Regions from separate parts of the Homo sapiens genome. Here region 2 is linked to region 1. A link is an interaction called in ENCODE POLR2A ChIA-PET data of the cell type or tissue named here. Cell type or tissue: Panc1. All regions are shown on one strand.

The links. ChIA-PET counts read pairs that join two places held together with the same protein. Peaks named below come from ENCODE experiments on the same cell type or tissue, not always from the same donor. Only the 100,000 strongest peaks of a DNase experiment are listed, where the experiment ranks them.
Region 2: POLR2A ChIA-PET joins it to region 1 with 8 read pairs; 1 of 35 experiments calls an interaction of 5 or more read pairs at or near these places.

The regions. Positions count from the first base shown.
Region 1 is chr2:187,592,607-187,596,606 of GRCh38, reverse strand. No RefSeq gene overlaps it. Among named protein-coding and RNA genes, the nearest start is that of TFPI, 40 kb to the right of the region's middle. In Panc1, no CTCF peak of the experiment used is centred here; no DNase peak of the experiment used is centred here; H3K27ac peaks cover 3,565 bases.
Region 2 is chr2:187,687,196-187,691,195 of GRCh38, reverse strand. No RefSeq gene overlaps it. Among named protein-coding and RNA genes, the nearest start is that of TFPI, 130 kb to the right of the region's middle. In Panc1, no CTCF peak of the experiment used is centred here; a DNase peak (open chromatin) is centred at 1,595; H3K27ac peaks cover 1,183 bases.

The DNA of each region.
Region 1 (4,000 bases):
TAAGCGGTGCCTGACAGGTTTCTCCAGCACACATGGAAGGGAATTAAGTATCATCTCCTTGTGAGAGGGATATCAAATAATTTGTGGACATATGTTAAAAATCACCTAAGTAAGTAATACATATTTTCAAGGAGATATTTTGAACACTTGCAGATATGCTATTTCTCTTTAAAGTGTCACACACTTGTATTGCTATGGTAAATTTCTATTTCTCTCTTTCTGTCTACATTTACTATTTGAATATCGTTCTTTGGTAAGAAAGTTTTGTCATTTCTCCGACATGATCTATCTATTGTATCATTTATCTATGTTAGTATGTATTTTCATACATTTATTTTATTCTTTGTGTTACAATTTAACACTGTCAGTCGATCATTGGCATATGTAAACAATGTTTTATCATTATTTTCTCAGTGACGGTAAATGTAGATCTATGATCCAAAGTAGAACACAGTAGAAAATGCTGTATGAAAAGATGTGAGTTTTGAAAGTCTCCCTATATGTATTCACATGTTCTTCAATCCAGGGAATAGTTGAAAGCTTATTTGACAAATGTAATTTATTTCAGATTTAGAGCTTTATCCCAATCCCTCCCTTCCAAATTTTAGTAATATTTTTATGTTTATGAATCACATTTAGTGTAACTTTTTTTTTACAGTGCTAAAGGGGTTATTGTTTCATGAAATTTTACTATTTAACACGTTTATGTATAATTTTTATGTGCTATTGGATATAAACAATCAATAAAGCAGATACTGTGCCACCTTCAGGAAGTTTACAGCCCAGTAATGTAAGTAGACATTCAACTGGTAATGACCTGGGTGGTAAATGAAAAAAATAAAATAAAAAAAAGTAAAAAGTAACGTCCTAAGATGATGTAACTAATAAGTTTCAGTATAGCAGTCCCTGAGGAAAGGATATTAAGGTGAGAAGAGTTTAGCCAGACAATGGGGTGGTGGGTGGGGCCTGTTCGAAGCATGGAAGCACAAGTGTAGGAACAGTTTTTGCGTAAAGCACTTTGCAAAATAAGCTGATCTGTATACACAGTTTCATCTGGTAGTTATACTCTCTTGCAGTTATATGGTAGTTGTGATAAACTACTTTCCTTCAAACTTTTTTTTTTCCTAAGGGAAAATATTTTAAACATAAAATTTTCAGTAAATATATCATATTGAAGTGGAAAGATAGCTATAGAATAAACTTATTCCAATTTTATATTAAATATATACATTTCTAATATTTGAGTATACATGCACATATCATTTTAAATGTTTTGTGTGTTATAATTTTTAATTTGTAAAATGTTATTCATGCACCATATGTAACCTAAAGCCTATTTCTCTATTTTGAAAAAGCAGTCATTGTTCAAATAACTTCTTTAATACTGTAAAATTTCCTCAATGAATGCTCTTTGAAGCATGTCTATAAGCCTAGGAAGAAACACATAGCATGTAAATTTAAAAATGAAATGTTTTAAAATTCTTGATATCGTATGTGGCTTTGACCTAAACATTATTGACAGATATTTATGATGTGGATTTGCTTCTTTTAATAAAGTGCTTATTTAGAAAATACCTTAAATAATTGTCTTTATAAACAAAACAGTCATATGTGGTAAAGCAACAGTGACATCCAGTGACTACTCAGATTAATTCAAGGAATATTATTTAGATTTGCCAAAAGCAAAGGAAAATGCATTATTAAATAATTAACTGCATACTTTTTTCTGTTTATTTTAAATTTTCTAAGACTGTATCCTTAAAACATCACTTGCTGAAAATAAAAACCAGTTAATCATTAAGAGAATGAAAATAATAATCTTCCAAGAAGCAAAGAATTATAGAGGAGACACAGCTTATGGCAGCCTTAGCTCCAAAATATAACTATCACTTCTCACAATGACTAGTCCTATGGCCTCAGTCTAACTATAACTAAGACTGGGAAATATGCGAGCTACACTTGGTGAATATTTGATGGTGACTAATGATGTCTGTGACAACTGTCATTTATCTAGTTTGATATTTGTCTTTTAATTTACAGGACATGTTTATAGGCAGTAATAACTGTATAATTTATGATGATATACATATTTAGCTGTTATTTATTTGTCTTAAGCTATTTTGTGGTATCCTTTGCCATACAATAACAAGTATGCATAAATATATACCCATCTTTTACTTTATAGATTCTGAATTACCTTCTTTGTTCAGAAAGATCTATAGCACTTCAAATTTTTACTATTATTCTTGCAATATATTTACTACTTTCCTTTTCATTTAGTTACTTACTTGATTGACAATTATTCTTAAGTGAGTAAATAAAGTAAAATTCCTACTTTTCTTCTAGCAGATGATTAAATAATCTCATCAATAACATTTATTACATAAACAATCCAGTTCCCACTGAATTAAAATATATTCTTCAAAACCCTATATTAAGTTTCTTTGTAGACTTTATATTTCTTCCAAAAGTGTTTTTTAAGCAGTTACTATGTATCTTAATTAGGCAATACTCTCTTTTGCATACAATGTTTTCATATGCAAAATAAGAGAGTAAAACTCTTTGAAACTCTCCAGTTACTGTACTTTTTCATCCATGAGGCATTCCAGACTGCTCTCAGACAGTGAGTACAGTGTGGGTCTAGAACCCTAGAATTAAGATACTTGCTTAGTACAAGGTTCTTTGAACAGGCAACGTTTCCTCAGACATTTCCCCAGCAGTCAGTGGCTAATGTCAGAAATATGCTGTGGTCTGAAGCTCTGGCTCTTCAATTTTCCCTACTTTTTCTCCTTGCATAGGTGTTAGACCTGCCTCATGGTCTGAATGCTTTTCTTGCCTCCCCCTGCTCTCTTTAACTTATCCTTCATTGGTGATTCCTCAGTTAATCTTTTGAATGTCTACTCCTTTGAGTTTTGCTTCTTTGATGACCAAATTGATTTATTGGTATGGTGATAGCTAATTTTATGTGTCTGTTTAACTAGGTTAAAGAACCTCCAAATAGTTGATAAAACATTATTTCTTGGTGTGCCTGAGAGGGTGTTTCTGGAAGAGATTAGCATTGGAATCGGTAGACTGAATAACAAAGTTCCACCTGCACCAATGTGGGTGGGCCTTATACAATCTGATGAGGGCCCAAATAGTATAAAAAGTGGCAGTAAGGGCAAATTCTCTGTTTTCTTGAGCTGGGGTATCCATCTTCTTCTGACTTCAGATATTAGAGTTCCTGATTCTTGGGCTTTCAAACTCTGAGATTTATACCAGCTGCCCCCACTACCTCTGGTTCTCAGGCCTTTGGCCTTGGACTGGGAATTATACTGTGAGCTCCCAGTTCTCAGGCCTTCAGACCCAGATTGAATTACAACACTGACTTTTCTGATTCTCCAGTTTGTAGGTAGCATATTGTGGACTTCTTGGCCTATATAGTCATATGAGCCAATTCACATAATAAATTTTCTTTTATATACATAAGTATACTTAGTTATACTTGGTATGTGTGTATATAAAATAGATATACTTAGTTTTTTATATATGTATATATATACGTATATATATGTATATATACGTATATATATACTTAGTTGCTCTTTATTAGGCACTGGCAATTCTAAACAATGTCAGTGATAAATACTGATATATACACGTATATTCTATTGGCTCTGTTTCTCTGGATAACCTTAATACAGATTTCAAGTTACATATAGGGATTGACTTATGTCTTTAACTAATATTTTACCTGATTGTGTAGACATAAGTGCTATAGTTTATGCGCCATTGTTACTATACCTAATATCTATCAAATGTCTTCATTAATAACCTGAAGATGTTAAAAGGAGCATATGGATTCAGACTCCAAGGATCTCCTCCCTTGGAAAGTGGGTAACCTTGGTTCACTGATTCAGAAACAATAAATAAAACAGGAAATCTAGTAACAACATGAAAAACAAACTGAGCAAATCACAGATGGAAAATGTTTAGTCGTGCACAAGGGCAGTTGAAAACA
Region 2 (4,000 bases), 95 kb before region 1:
AGAGGGATAAATTGCCTAATATACATTTTATCAGATTCAGCAATGAATGTTGTGTTGATCATACAAAGTAGATAGGCAACTTGGGAAGCAGGGGGACCAGTTAGGAAGATAGTGAACTAAGTGAAGTAAGGGACGGTAGTGGCGTAAACAAAGCGGAAGTCGTAAAAGAGGGGTCCAATCCAATTTTAGGTATATCAGAACCAATTTTAGGTATATTGGGAGAAAAATGCAATGTCATGACAGATTGGATGTGGAATATTAGGGAAGAAGTCAAGGATGATGGTGATGGCCGGGTGTGGTGACTGACGCTTGTAATCCCCACAGTTTGGGATGCCGATGCGGGCGGATCACCTGAGATCAGGAGTTCGAGACCAGCCTGGCCAACATGGTGAAACCCCATCTCTACTAAAGTTACAAAACTTAGCCAGGCACACTCCTGTAATCCCAGCTATTCAGGAGGCTGAGGCAGGAGAATTGTTTGAACTCGGGAGGTGGAAGTTGCAGTGAGCTGAGATACCATGCCACTGCACTCCAGCCTGGGCAACTGTAGCCAGACTGCGTCAAGAAAAAAAAAAAAAAAAAAAAAGACAAAAGAATGATGGTGAGGTTTTCGTCCTGAGTAACCTGTGGAATGGATTGCCATCAATGAGATGGGGCCGGCTCTGGGTAGGAACAGATTCAGTGTAGGGAGGTATCAGGCTTATTTGGTTTGAGATATAGTATGTTCCATTTGCCTATCAGTTTTATCAAATATGCAATTGGATATATAAGACTGGAGCTACAGGAAATGGTCTGGACTGAAAATGTGGGAATAATTGCTATTAGAGATAGTATACAATATTATAAGATTGAGTAAGACCAGCAAAACAGAGAGTGTAGTTAGAGAACAGAAAAGGGCCAATGACAGGCCTGGATCACTCCAATGTTGTGTGCTGAGAGAAGAGAAAGAATCAGGGGAAAAAAAAATCCCAGTGAACTAGTGTAGTATAATGAAAAGCAATGAAGTGGAGTTTCCTAGAAGCCAAGCGAAGAAACTTTTATAAATTACTGTACACTGTAAACTAAATGAATTTCAGCGGGTTGGAAAGAGCAAACACCTTTATTGGTGATTGAAGAGAGAAATAGGGGGAGAGGAATTAGAGCATGAAAATGTAAAGAAGTCTTTCGGGTTTTCCTGCAAAGAGAAACAATGAAGTGCAACAAAATTTTATGGTGTTTTTAAAAAATAAAATAATTAACATTTTTCGTTTATATGCCAATGGGGTATGGTCCAATAGAGAAGGAGAAATTTATGATGTAAGAGAGGTTAATTATAGAACTAACATCCTTGAGTAGGAAGAAGAGGATGAAATCTACTGATCAAATGAAAGAAATGGCTTTCAATAAGATCAACTTTATAAGATACATTTTATAATTCTATGTTTAAGTATACACCCAGAAGTCTTAAATTGGTTTCTATACATTCAAATATATTCCTAATTTAATGCAAATTAATAACTGCCTATAAAAGATTTTGCTCATATTCTCTGTAAAGATAAGATCCATCTCAACAATATAGCAATTCACTGAGTACAGTTAAATGGAGTTCAGTGTTTAGACATGACACATGCATTAAAATGACTCATTCAACAAACATTGGCTGAACATTTACTGTATCCTTTAATTCTTTCTGAATAAGTATTGCTTCTTATCAAGAGCATGGATTAAAATAAGGTTAATAAGAAACCATTAGATTTCATAGCTGTGTATAACTGCTTTAAGGTTTTGACTGGACTATGGTAATGAAATAAAAGAGTCAATTCATAACATCAGGAGTGAGACAAATTTGCAAAAAGATCTTTTTAAATTAAAAGATTTAAAAGCACAAACTAAAATTACTTGGGTTTTTAGGGTAGTTACTGTAGAAGGAATTATGATATAATTTCACAATGTCTGATTTCTAAATGAATCGGAATTTCCCTCAAGGTTAATTTTGCTTCTTGGAAAGATGTCAATACTTTATTTCATTTTATACATGCTATGAATTGATTCATAAAGTATTCAGGCATCTCTTCATTATATAACAGTCAAAACCTATTTTCCAAAAAATGAAAGCAGATATACAGAGAAAATATATACAATTTATGCTAAATGTTCAAAGGACTATTTTCATCAAAATAAAGTATTGTAAATATTGATCAGAGTTAAAATTGAACACTAAATAAATACATAGTGATATCAAAGATATATATGTATACAAGTGTTATCTTGGAATAGTATATTACATTTTTGTATAGTTGTATTTCTCCCTTAGATGTTAAATTTCATGTTTGGTATAAAAACAACAGTTATATCTGTCCACCCTTGTCCAATTAATTTGAATTTTCTATGCATTCATCAAAGAGCACATTTTATATTTTCTGATAGCTTTATAATTTTTATTAAATACTATAAAGTAATACAATATATTTAAATTGGCTTATTATACATCTGTTGTCTCATAATTTACCTTTTATATTTATTCATGTACATATATAAATATGCATGTCAATTTCTGAATGTCTCTCATATCACAGGAAAGTTATTTTCATTAATTTGAGGCATTGATTGCCCATCATTTATTTTGCGCTTGTGACTATCCTTTCTGACAGCATAATATTTTCAATACTTTTTTATTCTCTTCATATGTTATTATCTAGTTCATATATTATTATTTAGCATTTTTATTTCTCTACTCTTCAAGGCATTTGCACCTTCTCAAAACTCCAATTTTCTCGTGGTCCAACTTGAGAAGACACCTGCATGAAGAGTTTCTCTTTATTACAGTCTGCCTTTAAATTCATAATATTTATACCATATTTGCTTATATCGGCTTATCAACCAAGAGTATAATTACCAGATTATAAGAATCTGCTGGCATATAGTTGGCTTTCAACAGGTACTGGCTAATTGAGTGAATGAATGAATATTTGCACTCAGATATAAAGTTATGTTCTACATTAATGAGAACACAAGTGCAGCTGCTGCAGCAAAGAATCAGAATAACAGTGACCTGCGATATAGTGAATATCAATATGTCAGGAATTCAGTCTCCTTTTAATTTATTACTCTGCCCATTTGGGGGGCATCACTCAAATCTACCTGGTCCATAGGAATCATAACCAAAGCTGTGTTCTATCCATTGTGAGGGTACCTTCATTACAAGGTCATGCATTTACCATTTCATTTAACATTAGTCAGAATTAGTGACATGTCCTCCACCTGCTGCAATAAAATCTGGAATTCTAGTCTTTATTATTGGTAGCCCACCATTCAGCTAAAATTTATGGTTCCATCACTAAAGCAAGACAGAGAGTTGTAGTAACCTCTGTTTCTTCATTTGCTTATAATCCTTGATTTTCTTTTTGCATATTTCTTGACCTTTGAACTTTGAACTTTGGAAAAAAAATATATTAACCACAGTATCGAGAGTCTGAATAAAAGGAAAAGAAAATGCAACATAATTAACTCATTTTACCAAATGAGAAAATGTAATAGGTTAAATTTTTAACGTCTGCACTAGACAAAACCAAAACATTTTTCTTTGTATTTTCTTTCTAATTTTGATTGACACTAATCATGTTACATAAATACAGAGAAAAGAACATAATTATTATATACCAATATTCCAACACATATATACATTTATGTACATACACACTATATATATGAAAACACACATACAAGCACATACACGCTTCTTCTCCACTCTTAAAGACATTTACATTTTTTCAAAACTCCATTTGTCTAGTATCTCTGTGAAGTTTGTGATAGCTCTGTGTGTGAAGCACCATCATTTATCATTTTTCTGGGTTTCCTTCTAATAGGATGTTTTAAACTTCTCACATCTGCTGCAAAAGATATGTCGCACACCTATCCATACATTTTAATGAAAAAATAAAGGCAAAAAAATAGGAAATTACTTATAAAAAATCAAATTATTTAAATGTTTGGGTGAGGATGTGAAGTCATGGACATTTTT